Regions from separate parts of the Homo sapiens genome. Here region 2 is linked to region 1. A link is a loop called in an ENCODE intact Hi-C map of the cell type or tissue named here. Cell type or tissue: dorsolateral prefrontal cortex. All regions are shown on one strand. Each heading gives the region's core, and the rest is flanking DNA. Links, peaks and the distances in the headings are about the cores only. Region 1 has its middle 71 kb from the start of ACYP2. Region 2 overlaps PSME4 (proteasome activator subunit 4).

Region 1 (12,772 bases), core at 1,719-9,718:
TGTGTGCATCATGCAGATTGGAATAAATATTTCCCCAGGGTGTAAAAATCTCCGAAGCTTTCTCTCCTACACAGTGAAATTACTACAATTTAATATTCAGTGTTACCAACACCTTCCCTTATATAATAAGGAAATTAAAGCATGAAGTAGGAAAAACAAGCTGGATATATTGAGACAACTCTGGATCAACACTTCCTGGAAGGTGGGAGGACAGATTTATTCTAACCTCTGAGCGTCCTGATTCAAACATTTGTTCGGTTGTCCTTGGCCTAGGATGCCCTTATTTTTGGCCTGGTAGACACCTCCTCATTCTCCAAGATTCACATTAAGTTCAGCTTCTCTGTGAAGGCTTCTTTCACCCTAAGGGTAAGTTGACCCTTTTCCCGTCTTCTTTGCTAACACTGCATACTCTTTGTTTTTTTTGCAAATATATCTTACTTTCCACTATATGTGAGCTTCTTGAGGGCAGGGATTTAAATATATATATGTATGTATTTTATTTACTTAACATAGTACTTACTAAGTGCGTGGTGCTATTCTAAGCACTACATAAGTTATTGATCATTTAATCCTTGTAATAGTCCCATGAGGCTTATTATTATCTCCATTTTGTAGATGAGGAACCTGAAGTGCAGAGTGTTCAGTAACTTTATTCCTCTCTGTTTCACCAGAACCTAAAGGTGATTCTTTGCATACAGTAGGCATTCATTCATTCAATAAATCTTTATTGAATACTATATATATATATATATATATATATATATATATATATATACTCTTCTAAGTGCTAAGATACAGCAATGAAAAAAGATGAAAAAACCCCCACCTTTTTGGAGCTCACATTTTGGTTGTCAGAATAGGTAAAAAAAAAAAAAAAAAGATAAATAAAATAAACATTTGTTCCATAGGTGGCAATAAATTCTGCAGGAAAAAAAAGTAAAGCCAGTAAGTGGGAAAAGGAGCTCTTGAAATTGCAATTTTAGATGGGTTAACAGGGAAGGGCTCACTGAGAAGGAGATATTTGAGGGAAGGAGTTGAGTGAGTGAATGAGTGAGTCATATCTGGGGGAAGAACATCCCAGGAACAGCTAGTACAAAGGTCCTGAGGTGTCTGGAATGTTCAAGGAACAGCAAAGGGTGGGGAGCGTGCTCCTATAATAGAACAGGGAAGTGGGAAAGAAGTAGAGGGTGAGGTTGGGAGAGAATGGGCAGTGAGCAGAGCATGTAGGGCTTTAAAATAATTTTTCAAGTTGAACTTTTACTAAAAATATCTTTGGAAGTTTTTTTTTTTTTTTTTTCCCCAGCCTACATCGTGCTTTAATTTTTTTTTTCTTTTCTTCTCTTTTTTTCTTTTTCCTTTTTTTTGGCGGGGGGGGACAGGGTCCCACTCTGTGGCCCAGGCTGGAGGGCAGTGGTGTGATCTTGGCTCAAGCAACCTCTGCCTCCCAGGCTCAAGCGATCCTCCCGCCTCAGCCTCCCTAGTAGCTGGGACTACAGGTGTGCACTATCATGCCTGGCTAATTTTTGTATTTTTTCTAGAGATGGGGTTTCATGATGCTGCCCAAGCTGATCTCGAACTCCTGAGCTCAAGCAATCCACTCACCTTGGCCTCCCTAGTAGCTGGGACTACACGTGTGCACTATCATACCTGGCTAATTTTTGTATTTTTGGTAGAGATGGGGTTTCATCATGTTGCCCAAGCTGGTCTCGAACTCCTCGATCCACCCACCTCAGCCTCCCAAAGCTCTGGGATTACAGGCATGAGCCAGCACATGCAGCCCTTTGGAGGGCTTGGAGGGTTTTTGAGCAGAAGAGTGATCTTCTTGAATTTATGTTTTTATCGGTGTCACTCAGGCTTCTGTGTTTTATATTTGTTTTCTTTTGTGTGTGTGTGTGTGTGTGTGTGTGTGTGTGTGTGTGTGTGTGTGTGTGTTTTGAGACAGGGTCTTGCTCTGTTGCCCAGGCTGGAGTGTGGTGGTACAATCATAGCTCACTGCAGCCCCAAACTCCTGGGCTTAAGAGATCTTTGTGCCTTGGCCTCCCAAAGTTCTGGGATTACAGTCATGAGCCACTGTGCCTGGCCCAGGCTTCTGTGTTGAGAAGAATCTCAACATGTCAAAGATGGAAGCTGGGAGACTAGTTTGGAGGTTCCCACAGTAATTTAGGTAAAAGACAGCAGTGGTAGTAGTGGAAGTGGTGAGAATTGGTCAGATTCTGGACATATGCTGAAGGTTAATCAGACAGATCTGCTGATAGGTCAGATGTGAGGTGTGAGAGGAAAAGAAGCATCCAGTATGACTTCAAGGCTTTGAACTCTGCAACTCGGGAAAAGAAGAAAAGGAACAGGATTTGGTGGTAGGGCAGTGACAAGCAGCAATCAGGAGTTCAGTTTAGGACTTGTTAAACTTGAGATGTCTTTTATTCAAGTGATAATATTAAGGAGGCAGCTGGATATGTGAATCTGGGGTATAGGGGAGACATGCAGACCGGACACTGTTAGCACATCCTAGATGATAGTTCAAGTCATGAGACTAGAGGAGATTGCCAAATGAGTCAGTGAAGATGGAAAGCAGAAGAGGTACAAGGGCTGAATCTTGGGATGCTCCAAGTTTTGGAGGTCAGAGAGATGAACAGGACCTAACATAGAAGACTGATAATGAGCAGCCAGAGAAATAGGGGAAAGATTAGGTAAGTGCCCTTCTAAAAACTATATGGAAAGTGGTTCAGGAGGAAAGAGTAATCACATTCTACTAACTGATCAAGTAAGATGAAAATTAAGGCTTGGCTGTTGGATATAGCAACAGGAAAGTGGAGGAGATCTTGATGAGAGTGATTTAACTGAAGTGGATTGGATAAATAACTGACTATATTAGGTTTTAGAGAGGTACTGGACATGGGGAATATAGACAACCCCTAGGAAAGAAAGAAATGGAGGTAGTAGCTGAAAGAGGAAGTGAGGTCAACAGAGGGTTTTTCAAAAATGGGAGAAATAGTGTTCATAGATAGGTGGAAAAGATCCAGGGGAAAGGGATGAGCTGATGCAGGTGATTGAGAGGAGAATTGCTGGAGTGATGTCCTTGAGTAGGTGGTGTCTGGTTCACAAGGAAAGCGGTGGCCTTTTCTTTTCTTTTTTTCTTTTCTTTTCCTCTCTCTCTCTTTCTTTCTTTCTTTCTTTTTTTTTGTATTTTTTGTAGAGACAGGGTTTCACCATGTTGCCCAGGCTGGTGTTGAACTCCTGGCATCATGCAATCTGCCTGCCTCAGCCTCCTAAAGTGCTGGGATTACAGGCATGAGCCATCACGCCCGGCCAGCGGTGGCCTTTTCTAGGGGCACAGAGTGTTCCTCTACAGTCACAGGAAGGAAGCCCAGAATATGGGCATGATGCAGCGGTGGGTGTTTGTGGGAGCTCTCTTCTGATTCATTCTATTTTCTCAGTGAAATAGGAAGCAAGGGCATCAGAATGATGAGGGGAGGTGAGTAAGTATTTGAGGTTTGAGGACAGAGAAGGTGTGAAATAGTCACCCAGGAGAGTGGGAGAATAAAAGGGCCAGGGAAATTCAGTGTGGTTGTTAGCAGCATTAAGGGCTTACTCAAAACTTATGATCATGAATTTAAAGTGAGATCTCTTAGTATGGTTTGGTTCTTCACTAGTTGCATTTGGCTGCACAGGTGTACGACTGGACTATGGGGAATGTTTTCTTCAACAAAGGTTATTGTTTATTCAAGTGAGTATCTCAGTGTCAGAGGCGGCAAGGGAGCTGAGGGTACATGCAACATAATATAAGTGAGTTTAAGCTGGGTGAGGTATCAAATGAACGCATACATGAAAGAATAAATTGTTTCCCCACTTAGAATGCATTTTTTTCTTTTTAGAGTGGGGTCTTGCTCTGTTGCCCACGTTGGAGTACACTGGCACGATCACAGCTCACTGCAGCCTCAACCTCCTGGGCTCAAGCAATCCTCCCGCCTCAGCCTCCCAAGTTGCTGGGACCACAGGCATGAGACACCTCACACAGTTCTGGAATTCATTTTCTGTCTCCGGTCCATTGCTTCAAACTCACTTTATTCTTTCTTTTTTTTTTTTTTTGAGATGGAGTTTCACTCTTCTTGCCCAGGCTGGAGTGCAGTGGCACGATCTTGGCTCACCACAACCTCCGCCCCCGAGTGCAAGCAATTCTCCTGCCTCAGCCTCCCAAGTAGCTGGGATTACAGGCATGCACCACCACACCCTGCTAATTTTGTATTTTTAGTAGACACAGGGTTTCTCCATGTTGGTCAGGCTGGTCTCGAACTCTCAACCTCAGGTGATCCCCCTGCCTTGGCCTCCCAAAGTGCTGGGATTACAGGCGTGAGCCACCACGCCCAGCCCAAACTCACTTTATTCTTAATAGTCCATATAAGAACTGTACCCCCAGAAAACAAGCTTGGTGTTAAGCTATAAACGTTGCTCTTGGCTCAGAATAATTTAAGAGGAGCAAATCTTATATCATAGGTCATAGAGTACAGGGGTTATTCTGTTTAAGTTTTTCCTTAGATTGTTTAGAATTCTTCTTCCATTCAAATTTTAGCTTATTCTGGGAGCAAAACACACTGACCCAGGGTAGATGCTGGAGAGTGACTCACAGAAGTTTCCACAAACATACAACTTTTTTTTATTTTTCTTTTTGGCCAGGACTCAATATTTTTATTAGTGTCTGGTAAATGATATTTGAGTAGATCCTAATTAGGGGTGTGTGTCAAGGGGCACGATGGTGAGGGGACCCTTATTCCCTTTGGGTCCCTGTTTGGCTTCAAATTTGTATTCAGCAGGCCGAAAGAGAGGCAAATGTTACCATCTGTCCTTGGCCAGGGAAAACATATTTACAATGCAGACTCTCGTTTCACGAATCCAAGTTGGAGATCAGAGAGAGAACCAAGAAGCAACGTGGAAGACCAACCAATCTTTCTTAGGAACCTAAACACATCAGCACACCCACCATTTCCACCTCCCTATAATTTAAATATAGCACAAAATAAATGCTCTGTCTACCTTGCTCTACATAGCCATCAGTCCATGCGTAGCATGGCCACTCCCTGACCAAAGCCTTGTTACTGTATGTGGCCAGGGACCTTGGTTAATATGGGGTGTGTGTGGGGTGTGTGTGTGTGTGTGTGTGTGTGTCTGCTATTTTAAAACTAGTGGCCTAAAAATAGTTGTGTACACATAGAAAATGCATGCTGGTTGAGTGGTTGAGTTCAGGATTGCCAAACCCCAGAACTCTTAGCCTGGGAGGATGGCAAGTATAATATATCTTATTCTATTACCTGAATATCTTAACCAAGGGACAATCAAAAGGAATCCAATATACAGGCACTCCTACTCAGACCAGTGGTTCTCAACAGGGGCAGGACCACTTTTTGGATATGGTTTGGGAATTACGGATGCATTTTTGGTTATCACAGTGATTGAAGGCATGCTCAGTGGCATTTGGTGGCTGGGGCCAAGACTGACAGATGTGTGGAACAGTTCCATAGAACAAAGAAACTGTTCTGCCTGACTTTCAAATGCCCTGCAGGGCATTGATATGAATGAAAAATCTATCTATAATTATTTCAACTTAGACCCTAACTCCAGTTTTATTTCTTCTTTATTTTACACTTATGACATTGTGCTAATTAAAAAATTTTTTCCTGTGTGGAATTAGATTATATGATATATGAATTTCATTTAAAATCATGAAGGCGATGTTTTATTATATAAAGGGGATAATGGGTCTGATATGATGGAGAACTACCATGCTGGTTACTTATATGTATCCAGACATCCTTCCATGGCAAATTTACACATTATCTATAACTGCATCTAACCTTATTCATAAAAGGCAGCGATACATCAACCCCTGCAGTCCACATTTAAATCCTAAAGTGTGAAGAGTCTCGGCTGGGGGCTAGCTGTGATTCCTCCTCCTTATCCCAATTAGGAGGAAACTAAAAACAGGAACTACCCACATTTTTTAGGGAAAAGGGAATCACAGTAAAAATGTATGTGAGGATGAGAAATAAGAAGCTCCAGCTGGTGAGAAGAGCAAGGGAAAGGAGAGTTCGGGGCTGGGCATCAAATTAAGTGGAAAGCCCCATCAAGGACAGAGACGAGATCTCTCTTCTAGATCTCCATCTCCAAACACTCCCCTGCAACAGATGTACACACAGAGCCCATTGTTTTCTCTAGAAATGTAAACTGCACGTCACAGTTACTCCATACACACCACAAACAGACTCCCTTTGTTCTCAGGATATGTGTTGACACAAGAATATGTCATCCTCTCAGCTCCAGACTTTCCACTGAATAAAGGTGCCAAGGGAAAGTTTTGGAAAGCTTTTCAAAAGAAGATCTACGGCTGAGTGCGGTGGCTCATGCCTGTAATCCCAGCACTTTGGGAGGCTGAGGCGGGTAGATCACTTGGGACGAGGAGTTCAAGACTAGCCTGGGCAATATGGCGAACCCCCGTGTCTACTAAAAATACCAAAAGAAAAAAAAAAAAAGCCAAGTGTGGTGGCACAGTGCCAGGCTGAGGTGGGAGGATCACCTGAGCCCGGGAGGTGGAGGTTGCAGTGAGCTGAGATTACACCACTGCACTCCAGTCTGGGCAACAGAGTAAGACGCTGTCCCCCACTCCTGCCCGCCCCTCTCAAAAAAAAAAAGATCCTGGGAGGCAAACGGTTTATTAATCAGGACCCTACAATTACAAGGATATGAGGCCTTTTCCCATAATCAGGGTGAAGCAGCTACAAATAATCACAGCAGGAGGGAGTAATGCATGACACCACCATTTTTTTTTCTGCAATGACTTCCTGTCACATCTGCTGCCATGTTTTATGCTAGAAACTGCAGTGGAAAGTGGCTGAAGGTTTGTTGTTGTGAAACCATCCCTATAAACTTTACAAAAATTAATCAGAAAAGAAGGGAGGGACAGAAATAAAAATAAACCAAGTTTGCAGCATATTCAGCATTTATCATGAGGTCAGCTCACTCTTTGACCTGCTTCCTCATCGTCATTTAGTGCCTGTTGTATTAGAATTTCATAGATCCTGTTACAAGATTATAGTGTCCCTAAAGTGCTTTATAGATAACAACTTGAACATTATAAAATGTTAAGTTTTCCATTTGAGATATTCCTTCAGGTCCTGCATACCAATGAAACTACTGACATCAGCTGGTCTGAACGACCCCAAAAGGAGCTGACTCACCAAAGAATGCAGTTTCCACATCCTAATGATTTCATCCCCCTTATTCCAACTGATCAATGACCCCAGTTTTCCAGGTCCTCGCCCTCCACGATCCCCTTAAAAACCCCAGCCTACAATTCCTTGGGGAGATGGATTTGAGGGTCTCCTCCCATCTTCTTACTCAGCACCCTGCAACCATTAAATTCTTTCTCTGCTGCAAACCCTCCTGTCTCAGTGTATTGGCGTGTTACTATGCAGTGGGGATACGAAACTGTTGGTCTTATAACAGTGTTTTGTTTTTAAGAGAGGAGCAGGCTAATTAAAAGAGAGGTTTTAGGGACCAACCAAAGAGAAGGCTTGACATTGAAAACTCATAAAATTGTGGAACACTGGCTGGGCATGTTGGCTCACACCTGTAATCCCAGCACTTTGGGAGGCCGAGGCGGGCAGATCATGAGGTAAGGAGATCGAGACCATCCTGGCTAAGACGGTGAAACCCTGTCTCTACTAAAAACACAAAAAATTAGCTGGGTGTGGTGGCAGTCGCCTGTAGTCCCAGCTACTCGGGAGGCTGAGGCAGGAGAATGGCGGGAACCTGGGAGGTGGAGCTTGCAGTGAGCCAAAATCACGCCACTGCACTCCAGCCTGGGTGACAGAGTGAGACTCTGTCCCAGAAAAAAAAATTGTGGAACACTTTCTGCTGCTCAGTATGATGTGAAATCTCAACAAGCAAAAGGATTGGCTAGGCTGGGAGCAGTGGCTCAGGCCTGTAATCCCAGCACTTTGGGAGGCCAAGGTGGGTAGATTGCTTCAGCTCAGGAGCTCTAGAACAGCCTGGGCAACATGGCAAAACCCAGTCTCTAAAAAAATACAAAAATTAGTTGGGCGTGGTGGCACATGCCTATAGTCCCAGCTACTTGGGAGGCTGAGGTAGGAGGATTGCTTGAGCCCAGCAGGCAGAGGTTGCAGTGAGCAGTGATCATGCCACTGCACTCTAGCTTGGGTGACAAAGCCAGACCCTGTCAAAAAAAAAAAAAAAAAAAAAAAAAGGTCCAGGCGCAGTGGCTTACACCTGTAATCCCAGCAATTTGGGGGGAGGCTGAGGCGGGTGCATTACTTGAGGTCAGGAGTTCGAGACCAGCCTGGCCAACATGGTGAAACCCTGTCCCTACTGAAAATACAAAAATTAGCTGGGTGTGATGGAACACACTTGTAATCCCAGCTACTCAGGAGGCTGAGGCAGAAGAATTACTTGAACCTGGGAAGCGGAGGTTGCAGTGAACCTGCAGTGAACTGCAGTGCCATCGCACTCCAGCCTGGTGACAGAGCAAGACTGTCTAAAAAAAAAAAAAAAAAAAAGGTTGCTTGAGAAATACATGTTGTTTGTCTCCAGGCTGAATCTGTATCTCTCATGGATCAACATAAGACCTCTTTCAGTGGAGATACGGCCTCGACAAAATATTTGTTGAATTAGGTTGAGGCATGGGGATAAGGCCACAATGGAGGAAAGTGATATGAACAAAAGCAGGGCCAGCTTCAGGGGTGTATGACCTGTCCAATCACACAGGGCCCTGTGCTTAGAAGGGCTTGCACCCGTTGGTTCAATGCCTCACTATTACCATCTTGAAATTATTAATAATTTTTGAATAAGGGGGCAACACACTTTCATTTTGCAATGGACCCTTCAAATTATATAGCCAATCCTAATCAAAAGAGTGAACATCTGAGTCTGAGAGAGCTGGGTTCAAATCCAAGTTCTACCATTACCTGGCTGTATAATCTTGGGCAACTTATTTAACCTCTTTTCATCAGTAAAATAGGGACCATGATAGTGTCTACCTCATAAGGCTGTTGTGAAGACTAAAATAAACTATATTGCAGTTTTCAGTAGATATTATTCGTGTTATCATCAGTGACAAAGATTTAGATGACATTGCAAAGGCACCAAGGCACTAAGGCACCAAGCAAGGCTGGATAACTGTTTTCTAAACCCATTTTTGGGACAGATTTCTGCTCTGGATGTATATAATTGACGTCACCATCTTGTGGCAAGACAGGCCAAGATAATTTTCCTAATTGCAGGCTTCACTGACACATTTTGTGCCAGAACCGCAGGAGAGTAGGTGTTATTTCAAATCTGTGAATCATCACCACACACTCATGCATGGCATATTTCTTATAAATTTAAAAGAGTTGAACTCTAACCAAGATAATGGAGACATTATTTTAGAATGTAGAAATATGCCCATATAAAGGCAACTTGCTATTGAAAATACTTCTGCTGCGTGGCCCTGTCGAGTCATTTTATTTGCCATACAGTTATTGAATGCAATATTCCCAACCAAAGAAGGTGCAAATCAAAAAATATCACCAGACCCATTTTACTAGGACTACATACTAATTACCACCTTGCCATGAATAAATTGATTGTATTGTATTAGAATATGGTTTGGGCTAAGTTAGGAATGAAATGTGGAGGTGAGGCCAAATGGAAGCATATTTTTCCTTTTTGACTGAATACCCCCCATTAGTTCCTTGCTTATTACTATAATTAAAAGTAGTCTTTGTCAGTACTTGTTCTTTCAAAATTATTTCTGAAGTTGAGAACAAATTTTTAAAGTGTGAGATGGATTTTTTAAAAAGGTTGTAATACATTAAATATATCATGAACATTCTACTTAGACAAAAGACCGCAGCTACCATACCACGATAAGAAATTGTCTCCTCAAGAGTTGAGTCATGGTTCTAGAAGAAAACTCGTCAATGGCTAGGGAGATAGAATTGACCCTGTGATCTGGGAAGTGAGTTCTTTCCCCCAGCCAAGGCTGGTTCCATGGTTGCAGGTGAAGATCAAGTTGGTCTTCCAGGTCTCACTAAGCATTGTAACCTTGGGCTTCACTCTATTATTTAAGTCATTAGAATCTGACAAATGTAGTATTATTCATTTAGAGATGATTTTTCCTAATTTTATATATATTTTTTGTAATAAAAGTTTTTGTAGGCCAGGCGCAGTGGCTCATGTCTGTAATCCCAGCGCTTTGGGAGGCTGAGGCAGGAGGATCCCTTGAGGCCAGGAGTTTGAGACAGTCTGGGCAACACAGGAAGATGTTGTCTCTACTGAAAATAAAAAAAAGTCAGCTGAGTGTGGTGGCACACCCTATGGCCCCAGTTGCTCAGGAAGCTGAGGTGGAAGAATTGCTTGAACAAGGGAGGTCAAGGGTGCAGTGAGTGGTGATTGTGCCACTACATTCCAGCCTGAGTGATGGAGTGAGTTTTGTCTCAAGAAAAAGAAAAAAAAATTAACCATGTGTTAACAGCTACATAACAAACTTACCATTACAGCCACTTTTTAAAAATTAAATCAATTAGTTAATTTTTTTAGAGATGACAGTCTTGCTCTGTCACCCCACTGGAGTGCAGTATCATAGCTCACTCTAGTGTTGAACTACTGGGCTCAAGGGATCCTCCCACCTCAGCCACCAGAGTAGCTGTGATTACAGGCACATGCCACCATGACCTACAACCATTTTTTAAGTGTATAGTTCAGTAGTATTAAATGCATTCACATATATGGCATTTTTAAAGATATCTTCAGTGCCTAAATGTGCAGAATTGTTTTCAAATCTTTTAGATAATTAATTTAGACACTGACAAGAGGAAGTGACAGACTTGGCTCTGAAATTCCCAGGGACTGCACTTTTAGGGTTTATGAGAGCACCTCATACCAGGCAAGGGTAGGTGCACCTCAGGGCTCAGCAGGAAGCAACAGCAGGGACAAGGACAGAGATTCTCTGAGAATTTGCTATGTGTCAGTGTCTGTTCTGAGATAGGTTAGAAGTAATGAGCTGGGGCCAGGTGCAGTGGCTCACACCTGTAATTCCAGCACTTTGGCAGGCTGAGGTGGGAAGATCACTTGAGGCCAGCCTGGGAAACGTGGTGAAACCCTGTTTCTTCTAAAAATACAAAAATTAACCAGGCGTGGTGGTGCATGCCTGTAATTCCAGCTACTCAGGAGGGTAAGGCAGGAGAATCGCTTGAACCCGGGAGGCGGAGACTGCAGTGAGCCAAGATCGCGTCACTGCACTCCAGCCTGAGTGACAGAGTGAGACCCCATCTCAAAAATAATAATAATAATAATGAACTGACTAGTGCCACCCTGATCTTTTGTGAATCCTTCCACCATCTTATAAGACTGCCTTACCTCCTCAGACACTTGCCCCTGTCAATGTGTCTTTTTCTTCTCCGTGGTTTTATGCTTTCTCTATTGGCTTCCTATCCACATGTAAATATGCTGTTTCCCATTTTAATAAAACAAACCAAACCAAACAAACAAAACCTTCCCTTGTCAAAATCCTCCCTTTTAACTTTACATTCTTTTTGTGTTTGCTTATGCTTTAATGTAGGGTTTCTTTTTTCCTTTCAAAGCTGTGCAAGCATGGGCATGGTTGCAAGTGTCAAATCATTTTCCAAGGCCTTTGACAAAAAACAGCAGTCCTTGCCCCTCTGCTGCTTCTTACTCCCCCCAAACAACTATGAGTACTTTCTATTCTTTCAACCAGTATTTTTTTTAAAAAAGAGTATCTCCTCATCTCAGAATAAGAAGCTTGCTCACATTTTTCCAGCTTTGGCCATTGGGAGCTCTTTCAGATTGGCTCCACATCCCTCTTGTTTTCTGAGCAATTCCTTTCTTCCTGGCACTATACTTACTTTTTGCCAAGCTTATCTTGTATTTTCCCTTATCCAGCCCTAGAATCAGTTATTTTCCAAGGAGCCCTGGTTTCTTTCATTGAAGAGTGGTTTTTGGAAAGCCAAATCTATGCACAAGTGTGCTCATTGCTACTGGGTGGACACTGCTTCTAGGCCTTCTCAGTGGACAGTTAGAAAATAAATGCGTGTATTTCTGTGTACAGCAAGTCCTTACTTAACATCAATAGGTTCTTGGAAACTGCAACTTTAAGCAAAATGACATATAAAGAATCAAATTTTTTTCTTTTTTTTCCTTAGGACCTCATGATGCAACAGTAGAAACCAAATTTTTTTCATGAACAGTCTAAAAAATGACATTTAATGAAACATTATTTGAGGACCTGCTGTATATTGTTTCCTTTAAAGTCGCAAAGTCTTGCAGGTGCTGTGGCTCTTGCCTGTAATCTCAGCTACTTGGGAGGCTGAGGTGGGTGGATCATGTGAGGCCAGGAGTTTGAGATCAGTCTAAGCACACATAGGGAGACTCCCATCTCTAGAAGTCATTAAAAAATTAGCAGATGTGGTGGCACGTGCCTGTAGTCCCAGCTACTTAGGAGGCTGTGGTGGGATGATCTCTTGAGCCCAGGAGTTGGAGGCTGCAGTTAGCATGATATCTAGTGCACTCCAGCCTGGGTGATAGAGTGAAACCCCATCCCTGAAAAAAAAAAAAAAAAAAGAAAATAACTAAAGAAAACAAAATTTTAAACTCGCATATATGAAAGTTCATTCTTTCTACTGTGAAGTTATATGGGTTTTAAAAAATGCATAGTCATGTATACACCGCTCCAGTGCTGGGTAAAACAATTGCATCCCCCTAAAAA
Region 2 (12,772 bases), core at 2,665-10,664, 140 kb before region 1:
GCAACAGCTGAGATAGCCATCTAGAAAAGGAAAAAGGTACACATTCATAAAAAAAAGTTTAAATCACTTAACTGGTTGTCTGCTTTACTCAAAGCAGAAATAGGATTCTGTTTCTTTAAAAAAACACCTCGCCTATCGACATCTGGCAGTACATCCATGTGAGTGCTAAATCTGACTTAGAATGAATCATAGGCAGTTCTTACTCTACAGTCTTGACACATGCTAGTCTCTCTGCCTAGAAAACTTTGACCCCTTCTTTGTTAAACCAATACCTGCTCATTCTTCAAATCTTAGCCTCAGGGTTTTTTTTTTTTTTTTTTTTGACAGAGTTTTCACTCTTGTTGCCCAGGCTGTAGTGCAATGGCACAATCTCAGCTCACTGCAACCTCCCCCTCCCGGGTTCAAGCGATTCTACTGCCTCAGCCTCCCAAGTAGGTGGGATTACAGGCGTGTGCCACCATGCCCAGCTAATTTTGTACTTCTAGTAGAGACAGGGTTTCTCCATGTTGGTCAGGCTGGTCTTGAACTCCTGACCTCAGGTGATCCACCTGCCTCAGCCTCCCAAAGTGCTGGGATTACAGGCATGAGCCACCAAGCCCTGCCCAGCCTCAGGGTATTTTTAAAGGTCTTTCTCCAATGCTTCAGCTTAGGCCATCTCCCCAACCCCCACCTCACCTCTAACACTTGGAGAGTAAAAAGCTATACCCTCGAGTTTCTTGCCCCTCCTGAAACACACTGCACACCTAATTTTCTAATTGTTAAATCTTTCCCATTAGCCTATAAACTTATTTCCTGCTATATCCCCAGTCTTTTAAACAGAGTGCCTAAACATGTTCATTTGTTAGATGAATCATTATCATCTCTGAATCAACAGGGGGAGATTTCAAATCAATACACTTCAAGATATTTATTAACCAAGTGTGTATTGCTTGTGAAGAATTTAAAGACTTCAGGTCACGTACATATTCTCAAACCCAAGACTGTAGCTAAAACAAGGTATGTACCTTTCGAACTACAATTGCATCATGGTTGAGATTCTCAACAAAAAACCGTATGGCACGAAGAGGCAACACTCGGTCATCTCTCAGCAGTAGAGACAGAAGCCCAATGCCTATATGTTCAAATTTCCAGGGCCTTAAAAGGAGGAAAAATAACAAAGCATATCACACATAAAACCACTTGGAAAAAAAAAACTGTATGTGAAACACCTTATAATTTTAAATTTCTCAAGAATTAAAATAGGTCTAGTGAAGAATACTGCTCCTATCATTAATCCCAAACTTTCCCTCCATCTCTTTTCCTCTTAATCTGCTTCCAAATACACAAACCGGAATATAACTTTTTGTGACATAGTCATTCATAGCCTTCCATGTAGAAAACTCCTATAGTATTTATGAAAAATGCTGTGAGAATTACAAAAATCTTTTGCACTTACAGGTTTCTTTGCTCCACACCATCTAGCAAGGTGTCTACCAAATTTTCATAGTTCCTTTAAAAAAAAGGTGAGGTATTATTTTACTATAATACTAAAATGAACATCAAAAATATAATAGAAATTCAAATTCTAGCCAATTTCACCCTCCTTCCCCACTTACTTCCCACCACCTGACTGTAAACGGCCTGATGAGAAGCAAGCCAGAATGAAAGTAGACAGGTGAACAGAGATGCTGGGAAAAGCTCATGAAAGGCTAGGAAGAGTGAACTCAACTTTTCCTGAATGGACATGCACAAGTAACTCTGTAAGTAGTAATCAATTAATTGGGAGTGGCACACACACACACACACACACACACACACACACACACACGATACACCAGGTTTCTGAAATATATTAGGTAGGCTATAAGAGTTTATTATTTATAGACATTTTAGAAAACAACAAAGAGGTATATTCATATACTAATTATAAGGCAAAGACAAAATCAAGTTAGGAAGACTCTTGCTTGAGTGTTATCAGTGAAGCATTTAAGTGCTTTGGTATCAAGAATCCAAAAACAGTTTATTAAAATCCTGATACCAAATTTGACCAATAAGTTATTACTATTATAAGAACTATTAAATGATACATCTGCTAAACTTGAATTTAGGAATTAATGACTGATGTGTACCAGTTATGTAGTTTCTGAAATATTACTACCTTAAAAAAACAAAAAAAGAAAGATAATTCACTAGAAAAAAAAAGATAGGACAGTGAAATAACTTTTTGTTTTGTTTATTTGAGACAGGGTCTTGCTCTGTTACCAGGCTGAACTGCAGGGGCACGATCTCTGCTCACTGTAACCTCTGCCTCCCAGGTTCAAGCGATCCTCCCACCTTAGCCTCCCGAGTAGCTGGGACTGTAGGCGCGTGCCACCATGCCAGGCTAAATTTTTGTTTTTTTTGTATAGACAGGGTTTCACCATGTTGCCCAGGCTGGTCTTGAACTCCTTAGCTCAAGTGATCTTCCCACCTCAGCCTCCCAAAGTGCTGGGATAACAGGCATAAGCCACCGTGCTCGGCCTTATTTTTAAGATGGTGTTTTATACCTCCATAGCTTAAAAAGGAAAAACAGGAATCTGTGTAGTAATTACTTCTCAACTTTTTTGTATTTTTTTCAGAAGTCAATGTGTAAACATCATTAAGCAGTTATGTTATACATCTATATTTTAGAGATGTTAAAAACTTACTATCGGCCAGGCGCAGTGGCTCATGCCTGTAATCCCAGCACTTTGGGAGCCCGAGGTGGGCAGATCACTTGAGGCCAGGAGTTCGAGACCCGCCTGGCCAATGTGGTAAAACCCTGTCTCTACTAAAAATACAAAAATTAGCTGGGTGTGGTGGTGCATGCCTGTAATCTCAGCTACTCGGGAGGCTGACGCATGAGAAGAGCTTAAACCCAGGAGGTGAAGGTTGCAGTGAGCCATGATCGTCTCACTGTACTCCAGCCTGGGCAACAGAGCAAGACTCTGTCTCAAAAAAAAGCCAAAACTTACTATCTATAATGTCATCTATTGAAGTACACCATTCATCAATTACCTTAGGGCATCGGCATTCTTTTCCTGTTGGCGTTTAATTCCTTCCTTAATTTTTTCTGGGCTAAGCAATATCTGGTTGATAGAGGGGTTTTTTGACTGTTGAAGTAATTCCGCTATTTCAACACATGACTTTGGAATCTTGTTAAAAAGAAAAAAGCAGGAAAAAAAATGAAGTTCTGATGCATACTACCTGAACGAACCTTGAAAATGTCATGCTAAGTGAAAGAGGCCAGACACAAAAGTCCACATATTTTACGATTCCATTTATATGAAATATCTAATAATGGGCAAATTTATTGACAGAGAAAGTGGTTTCCAGGGGTTTGGGGTATGGAAGAATGGGAAGCGACTGCTATTAGGTACTTGTTTTCTTTTGGGGTGATGAAAACATTGTGGAGGCCAGACATGGTGGCTCATCTCTGTAATCCTAGCACTTTGGGAGGTCAAGGTGAGGGGACTGCTTGAGGCCATGAGTTTGAGACCAGCCCGGGGAACACAGCAAGACCCCTGTCTCTCTCTCAAAAAAAAAAAAACAACTTAAATTAGCTGGGTGTAGTGGTGCACACCTATAGTCCTAGTTACTAGGAAGGCTGAGGCAGGGGATGATTATGCCACTGCACTCTAGCCTTGGGGGACAGAATGAGACAGAATGAGAATGAGAAACAAAGAAAAAGGAAAATGTTCTGGAATTTGAGTAGTTACACAGCCCTGTGAATATTCTACTGTGCATATAACATGTCCATATTAAAAGGGTGATATTTATGATATGTGAATTACATCTCAATTAAAATTTTTCTTCTAAAAAATAAAGTATAATCTAATGACAGTCGCAAATAGCAACCCTATGTTTGATTTAAAAGGAATACATTTAGAACAGTGGTTTTTAAACCAGGGGAGAGATGTCAACCATAGTCACGCCAGCCAAGAGGGTGATTCTGCTGTGCTCACCCTTCTTTTACTCACCCCCATGTTCTGAGGGAGTATAAATACAGATTTGCAAGTTCCTAGAAAATCTGCTATAACTCTCAACCTAAGCACCACTGAAAGTTATATTCTTTAGTCTTTCGAGTCAAATCATTCAATTTTAGTTTTCTTCACTATAAATTACGAACCCAGTAGTCGATCTTTTGCGACTTTGGCTAGCATGGTAAACCTCATAAAATATAATTAACTCTTTGAAAAATGAAGCTGTGGGCACACACAAAATAAGGGTAAATATAACAAATCAATAACCCTTTGTGGAGCCCTGGCTGTCTCCCTACCATGCTCCAACTTGCTACTTCACCCTGTTATGTACAATAATGATCAATGAAAGTACAAAAAGCAAACAGGTAACAAACGCTTTTTTAAAAAAACACTGGACTCAAATGCCAAGAATATTATTACTGGAAAAAGGGCAAGAAAAATAAAGGGCATTTTAACAAGACAGGATTTACACTAAAACTTGAATGAAAGAATGATATTGCTTACTGTGAAGTCCAAGCCAATTGTTTCATACTGCCTATGAATCTTTTCTGCAAGATCATCAAACAATCTCACTATTGATGGCTTTTCCAGGGACATTGCTTGGCTAAGCCCTGAAGAAACAATCGCTGGCCACGTCTGTACAATACAGTCCCAATCATGAAGGTTTGCCAAGCACACACCACTGTGATTTCCAAGGAGACAGTACAAGGCACCCTGCAGAAAAAAAAATATATATATGTTTACATGGGAAATAAGAGGCATCATGTAGTTGTAGCCAATGCACCTATGTATTGGTTTTAAATGAGTATTGATTACTTAAATGCTTAATATTGGTTAGTAAAATATGTTCACACATTTAACATGTTACTTTTTAGAAATCTGAACTTGACATTTAGGTGATATCCATTAATATTTTCTCTAAGTCATTTAATAAAGAGTTTGGGACAGGTGAGGTGGCTCACGCCTGTAATTCTTGCATTTTGGGAGGCCAAATAAGGCAGACTGGTTGAGCTCAGGAGTTTGAGAGCCTGGGCAACATGGTGAAACCTCTTCTCTATAAAAAATACAAAAATTAGCTGGGCATGGTGGCACACACCTGTGGTCCCAGCTCCTCAGGAGGCTGAGGTGGGAGGATCACTTAAGCCCAAGAGGTTGAGGCTACAATGAGCCATGCCTGTGCCACTGTACTCCAGCTTAGGTGACACAGCAGGACCCTGTCTCCAAAAAGAAAAAAAGAAATTGTTCAAAGAATGGCTACTAATAAGGTAATAAAGAAATGGAAGGATGTTTCTAAGAACATATATTCCATTCTGATTTTCTTCAACTGTATCATAAAAACCACAACATGTGTCACTCTTAAAATTTTAGAGTCTGAAGTTTGGTGTTTGAAATAATTTATTAAATATTAGTTAACACCTGGTTGCTGAGTAATTTACAAAGTACATAAAAACTAAAGTATACTGCATATTTATTACTCATAAAAGTCCAATTAACCACAATGATTCTGATGACAGCAGGTATCCTTTGATGACAGCAGGTATCCTTTCTAAAGTGCTTTTTCATAAAAAGTTTTTACTATCAAAACTTTTGATTTCCAATTTACCTCACCTGATTCCAATCTAGCTTATTACTGACTTTGTATTCCACTCCTCTACAGGTTCTCTATAAGGTCACTCATAACCTCGATTTTGTTGATCTAATAGATATTTTTCTGTTTTGATTGTACTTGACCTCTCTAATTTTGTCCATTTAAACTGCTCTCATTAAGGTCAACAACAGAATAGTCAATGAGTCAAACCTACAACACTCTTGAATTATACATCTGCACCAGGGGTCAGCAAACATTTTCCATAAACGGCCAGAAAGCAAACAGCAAAGCCATTTGCTCTCTGTCTCAACTACTCTTCTCTGCCACTGTAGAGTGAAAGTAGCCATACATAATATATAAATGAATGAACATGGCTGTGTTTCAAGAAGTTTTAAAAAAGCAAGCTTTTACTTTTACAAAAGCAAGCAACTGAGCCTGAGCTATAGTTTATTGACACCTCTGTCTTACAAGCTTCATGGAAGATGTTTAGGGCTCGTCTTCATTATCTCCAAAAAACAATGACTCTACTCACTGAGTCTTCCTTCTAGAAAGACCTCTCCCTGCCTTCTGTGATTCTTCCCGATTTCTTGATACCTTTCTGACCTCTCCAGGGTCACTCAGCTCTTCTATTTGGCTTCTAAAGGAGTTTCTCAACATATGCCCCTTGGTCCTCTTCTTATTCTCCTCCTAGGCTTTCTTATCCATGCCCATAGATTTCAATTATAATCAACATACATGGAAATGGTATCTTCGGACTCAGATGTCTAACTGCCCACTTGATGGTGCTCTTAGGTCATTGGAACCACTTCAAATTAAACTAGTCCAAATTAACTATGTCATCATCTAACTACTCTCTCTCTCTCTCTGATGTGCCCAGCAACTAGTTGTACGATCCAAAAGCTTAGTAACTTTGACATTTCCTTTTTTCAGTCCCCTCATATTCAATCAACAAGTCCCATCCGTTCTCACTCTTAATTCACTCTCAATCTATTTCTTTCTACCTGACAGTATAAGCAATCATTATATATTACCTATACTTTATTACATCCCCATAGGATGTAGTATTTGCCTTATCCTGTATAATTTCCTTTCTTCTCTACTCCAATTGCATAAGCTTTCATACCACTGCTCAAACTTACCATATTTCTTCCTTCCTGTCTTAAGCCCTTCCTTCACACTGGTCATACTACTCTAAACTTCTTGGTCTTTCATCCCTCTCTCCCATATGCCAGCCAGGCTACTTGGCCACTAGCACTCAAGTTAAACAATTATTTTCCTCAGGAAAGTCTGCTTCTTATATTTTCTTCATCATAATACTGATCACAAACAGAGGTAAATAACTAAATAATGAGTCTCCTCATATTAGTATGAAACAAAGATCATACCTGTTTAAAGGTGAATCGTGCTGATATCTTCAATTTACTTTGAAATACATTAAAAAAAAGAACAGATATGCGATAAAGCAAATACAGCAAAATCTTAAATACAGAATCTCAGTGGTGAAGAAGATATGGATGTTTACCGTAGAATTTTTTCAGCTTTTCAGTATGTTTGAAAATGTTTACAGTAAAATAGGAAAAAAACCCTATACCTTGAATTGTTGCTGTGTAACACCTTGTCTATCAGGCCTTAAGAACTCCAAAACCAAGGGAATGATATCTCTGCAACAGAAGTTATATGCTCCCAAGGCAGCAAAAAATGTTTGCTGAGCCTTATTTCTCACCTGGAGGAAGTATTATTAACAAAGGACTTTTATTAAATAGTAAAGTACAAAGCAGTTTAAAACAAATTATCAAAAACAGTAATGATAATTTACATGTTTTTCTCATTAACAAAATAAATTTCAAAGCACGTACCCTAAAAAAGAAGTAAATGATTATCTTTACTTATATCAAAAGGAAAGCACAATACCACCGACCATATCCATGGTTTAGGTTACACTGACTGAAATATGTTTGATAAAGGGGAGACTGAATGGAACCTATATGCATTTGCTCAGTAACATAGCTAAAAGTAATCAGCATACTACTAAACTTTTTATTCTGAATTATTCTAGATATAAAGAGCCAGATTTTCTCTTATGTCCACATGAGGAAAATTAAAGAATTTCCAGGAGGAACTAAAATAAACCAAAACAGACACATAACAACTTAACCCTTTTAAGGCAAACCTTAAGTACAATCTCACATATTTTTGACCCAAACAAAATATTCAGTATAAATTTACAACTTATGAACTAGTTAAATAGTAATGGATAATAACTGGTTATAGTAGGATGGGCGCAGTGGCTCACGTCTGTAATCCCAGCACTTTGGGAGGCTGAGGTGGGTGGATCACCTGAGGTCAGGAGTTAGAGACCAGCCTGGCCAACATGGTGAAACCCCGTCTCTACTAAAAATACAAAATTAGCCAGGCATGGTGGTGCGTGCCTGTAGTCCCAGCTACCGGGGAGGCTGAGGCAGGAGAATTGCTGGAACTCAGGCGGCGGAGGTTGCAGTGAACCAAGATCGTGCCACTGCACTCCAGCCTGGGTGACAGAGCGAGACTCCGTCTCAAACAAACAAAAAAAGAGTTTGAAATATGTACAATGTGTTGCTTTTACTATAACCAGTTTTTTTTTTTTTCCTGCTCTGTCACCCAGGCTGGAGTGCAGTGGCACCATCTCGGCTCACTGCAACCTCCGCCTCCCAGGGTTCAAGCAACTCTCCTGCCTTAGCCTCCGTGTAGCTGGGACTATAGGCGCATGCCACCACGCCTGGCTAATTTTTGTATTTTTAGTAGGGAGGGGGTTTCACCATGTTGCCAGGCTGGTCTTGAACTGATCTCAAGTGATCCACCTGCCTTGGCCTCCCACCCACAGTGTTGGGATTACAGGCATAAGCCACCACACCCGGCCTCAAACTCATTTTAAACATTACTTTAGAGGGAATCTCTGAGCTAGAGATTAGTTACAGGTTGAGTATCCTTTATCTAAAATGTTCAGGTAGCCGGGCATGGTGGCTCACACCTGTAATCCCAATACCATGGGAGGCCCAGGCAGGCAGATCGCTTGAGCCCAGGAGTTCGAGGCCAGCCTGGGCAATACAACGAGACCTTATCTCTATTAAAAATGAAAAAAATTAGTCCAGCATGGTGGCGCATGCCTGTAATCCCAGCTATTTGGGAGGCTGAGATAAGACGATCGCTTGAGCTCAAGCCCAAGGCTACAAGGCTTGAGTTCAAGACCTGAGTTCATGGTGATGTACGCCTATAATCCCAGCTATTTAGAAAGCTGAGGTGAGACAATCGCTTGAGCTCAAGCTCAAGGCTTGAGTTCAAGGCTACAGTGGGCTGTGATCACACCACTGCACTGCAGCCTGGGTAACAGAGAGAGACCTTGTCTCAAAAAATAAAAATAAAGTAAAATAAAATGCTCAGGACCAGAAATGTTTTGGATTTGAGATTTTTTTCACATTTTGAAACATGTGGATTATAAACTTCCTGGGTGATCATCCCAAATCCAAAAATCTGAAATCTGTAACGCTCCAATAAACATTTCCTTTGAGCATCATGTTGGTGCTCAAAAAGTTTTGGATTCTGGAGTATTTTGGGTTTCCAATGCTTAACCTGTAGTTAATTTACATTATTTCATAAAGATAGAATAATTAGTTGCACATGAATCTCTTTTTCCACTTTTCTGTGCTTGCAGATAATCTCTTGTTCCTACACTAAAGGACAGACCTCACAATTCATGTGGTAGCAGCTTCCTAAAACCCAAGCTTAATGTCTAGGAGGAATTATGTGGCCTTCGTAGACTGGGCTTCAAAATGTGATTGAAGTGCCAGCAATATCACACTAGCACTGTCTTCCAAATTTAAATAAATGAGAAGCAATTACAAACAGCAACATTAAGCATTACAAAAAAATGACTAGCAACCTTAGCTTGAATATATTTGCAATTTGAAAGCTGTTTTCTATGCTAACATGAGTTAAGAGAGCCTAGCTTTTGGTCCTGGTTTTATTACTTCCTGGAGGTAATTACTGGAAATTACAATTTCCAATAATTGAGAGAATAATTCCAATTATGGGTGAAATTATTTAAACTCTCTTCTTAAAAGGGGGATATTAAGATTGCATGTAATAAAATGGGAGGGCATGAGAGTGCAGCGTTTGGATAAGCCTTACCTGACTGTATGAACTTGTAGATAAACGAAGAAGATCTCTGATCATATCTTGATGTATCTTTTTGTATTCACAACCCTCAACAGTTAGTGTCCGTAGCTAAGAAAACAATCGCAAACATTTACTAAAATTTGATTATGAAAACAAAACTAAATACTCATCTGGAAAATTGACATTTTAAAAAGTCACTATGACTGAAAAACATATTTACCTCATGCTGTAACATTACTCTATCAATCAACAGTGCTCTGATATGTTGTTTTTTCCCATGGAGCTGGAAAACAAAGTAGCAACAAATACTTCAACATTTTCCCTAAATGACTTCAACAATGGATGCCTCTAAATACCTTAATAAGTGGTCAAAAAGGTCCCTGGTTGACTGGTGAGTGGTGGTGGTATTTCCTTTATTCTAAAGACATCAGGCTTATATAAAAATGTTGTCTTAATTTTTATGGCTAACAGTAGAAATATCCCCCTTTTAAATAGCCCATCCAACACCCTGTTTTTCTCTGATAGTTTACTATTAGACCCATGCATGGGAGAGCAACAGAGTTGTGTTCTTATTCAGTTAAATACTGAAAGTACAAAAACAGCCTACTAAGACAATTGCTCAACTCTCTTAAATCTACAAATAGCCATAGCCTTTCAGGGTAATCAAATATGTTTACTACAAAATTTAATAATAATATCTTTTCTAAAAGTTATCATTTAAGCTTTTATCCATATAATCTTCCACCTGGTCACCAAAGGCAGATAGTTGAGGCTCAAAGACTCTTCTTCTTTCACACCACAGTTCCTTAGTCATTAAGCCCCCCAATTCTACCATTTTCAAAACATGTTATTTCCATTTCAATACCACTGACTTGACTTAGGCTGTGTTTTTCACCTGGAGTGAAACAGTTTAACTCCCTTTCTTGCTTACAGTATCAATCTCTTTGTACTTACTGTTCACAGTGGTGGCAGAGCTTTTTAATGTTTAGTGAATTGAGTGTTGACTTTTCCAATCAATATTCAAATCAGATCTACTTAAGAACTGTTAATGACTCTCCTACTGCTGAATATAAAACTGAAACACTTTCTCAAAACAAAGTATAAGCAACCTAGTTTACCCTCTACAGCCCCTGGCCCCTAAAAGCATGCCATGTTTTTATATCTCCTTGCCCTTTTACATGCCATTCCTTCTGTCTAAAGTATCTAGCAACTGTTGTCTAAACAATGAACTCATACAACCTTTTTAGACTCAATTTCAGTAAAAGTTTCTGGCGTAAGAATTCTGCCATGAACATCTCTTGGCTTACACTGATACTCTTTCTTCCAAGGCCCCAAAGAAGCTTACAATGACTTCTGCAGCTGAATATAATACAGGGTAACTTTTTCTCAGATCTACATAAAGTGTAATGCTTTAAATTCATGCCCATAGATAATTCCTCCTATTTTTAAATTCCTTCAAGTTCTTACAAGGTAGTCTCAATGCTATTGTCCAAATTCCCATTGAGAGTTTAGAGACTGTCATGGAAACAGGCAGAAGATTCTGTATAAGAAAAATATATTTTTTGCTAGGATCCATTTGATTTCTACCATGATGTTTTTAACTTTTACATACTTTTAAATCTACTATTTTTCCTTTTAGGAAAACTTCTTCTATATGCTGAATAATACCCAAATTACGAGGTTATTATACGACTTTAAAACAATTAGTGCAGACTTTTAGGTGAAAATACTGACCCGATTTTCCATTGATTTCTTTACTAAGTTGAAGCTTTTCCATCGGGAGTCAAATTCATGCTTGTGAGATCCTTGGAATTGTAAAAGGTCTCCAATAATCTGTGTCAAAGAATTTCAAATTGTATTTGCAAGTCATCAATCCAAGCTTGATCGTATTAATCATTATGCAACTATCAAATGACAAATGTACCTTTATAATAAGAAACAATGACTTAGTATCATCTTCTGAATTATCAAGTATGTGGTCTATAATGGAAGAAAGAAAAGGATTTTGGTTAAAATATTTTGAACTACTATAAGAATCTTGAGGCATTAGTCAAGAATCTATTAAGAAAAAAAATCACTGCCCAATATTCTCACCATTTAGAATAAAAAACATTAAGTAAACACATGCATGTTATAGATTAAAATTCCAAAATACTTATTCCAAAGTACAAATAAGTTAAATGTACAGATACACTTACTAAGAAGTTTCCTTATAACTGTAGCAATTACTTCTCGGTGGTTCTCTCGAGACAGATCTATTTTGAAAAAATAAAAGAAGGTATTTTAGACACTGAATGCTCCTCAGACTTTTAAAGTTTATATCAACAGGTTAGGTCAAGGAGGGATAAAGTATTGGAGAAAAAAATAGGTCTGCCTTTACCATAGTTGAATTAATGGCTAGGCATGCTACAGCAACTTCTAAAACCTCTACACTTAAATGACCTGCTTATGAGATGTCTATCATGCTTCAAGATAAAGAAAAATAATAATAATAAAAAATAGATAAAATGACCTGCTTATAAAACTTCATGGGGCAAGAAGGTTGGAGAGGCGAGGGAAAGAAAAACCACCTTTGCCAATATTTCAAAGGCTCTAGTCACTAATTAGAGATTAAAATACATGGAATTTTCTAATTAGTTGTGGGTGACGTAAATCAAGCAATTACAGCCTAGCAATTAATGTATGTAACTTTGGTGTTAATCCAGCGATGAGAAAGGGTGCTAAATTTCTATTAGATTTAGAACATTAACAATAAAATGTTTTACATAAATGTTATTATAAAACTTAATTTACTATGATAGGAAGGTATAAAGTTTTTTTAAATATAGGGTTACAATATTCGTATTTACACCAAGTATAACATATAAGTGCTAGAATAATTTTAAACATAAATGAGCATTATGATATATAAAAGCCTACCTCTGTACATAGCATTCAAATACAGACTGACCCAATTTCTTACTGGCTATTCTTTATACAATAATTTTCCAGTTTCTCCAGAAAAGGCAAAAATGACTACTGTATAATTAATATTCTTTTCATATATCAAAAA

The links. Peaks named below come from ENCODE experiments on the same cell type or tissue, not always from the same donor. Only the 100,000 strongest peaks of a DNase experiment are listed, where the experiment ranks them.
Region 2: it touches region 1 in a loop (4-fold over the local background); 4 of 110 quality-filtered maps call a loop at or near these places.

The regions. Positions count from the first base shown.
Region 1 is chr2:54,037,939-54,050,710 of GRCh38, forward strand. It overlaps a transcript of ACYP2 not described here. Among named protein-coding and RNA genes, the nearest start is that of ACYP2, 71 kb to the right of the region's middle. In dorsolateral prefrontal cortex, for the core only: no CTCF peak of the experiment used is centred there; DNase peaks (open chromatin) are centred at 3,329, 5,473, 6,165 and 6,405; H3K4me3 peaks cover 1,173 bases; H3K27ac peaks cover 7,702 bases.
Region 2 is chr2:53,896,866-53,909,637 of GRCh38, forward strand. PSME4 (proteasome activator subunit 4) reads right to left here. Exons shown (of 47, transcript NM_014614.3): 22 at 11,919-11,975; 23 at 11,645-11,700; 24 at 11,455-11,553; 25 at 9,941-10,003; 26 at 9,733-9,828; 27 at 7,160-7,291; 28 at 4,485-4,694; 29 at 3,016-3,152; 30 at 1,436-1,489; 31 at 1,005-1,134; 32 at 1-20. Among named protein-coding and RNA genes, the nearest start is that of GPR75-ASB3, 43 kb to the left of the region's middle. In dorsolateral prefrontal cortex, for the core only: a CTCF peak has its summit at 6,337 (motif pointing right); no DNase peak of the experiment used is centred there; H3K4me3 peaks cover 584 bases; H3K27ac peaks cover 3,304 bases.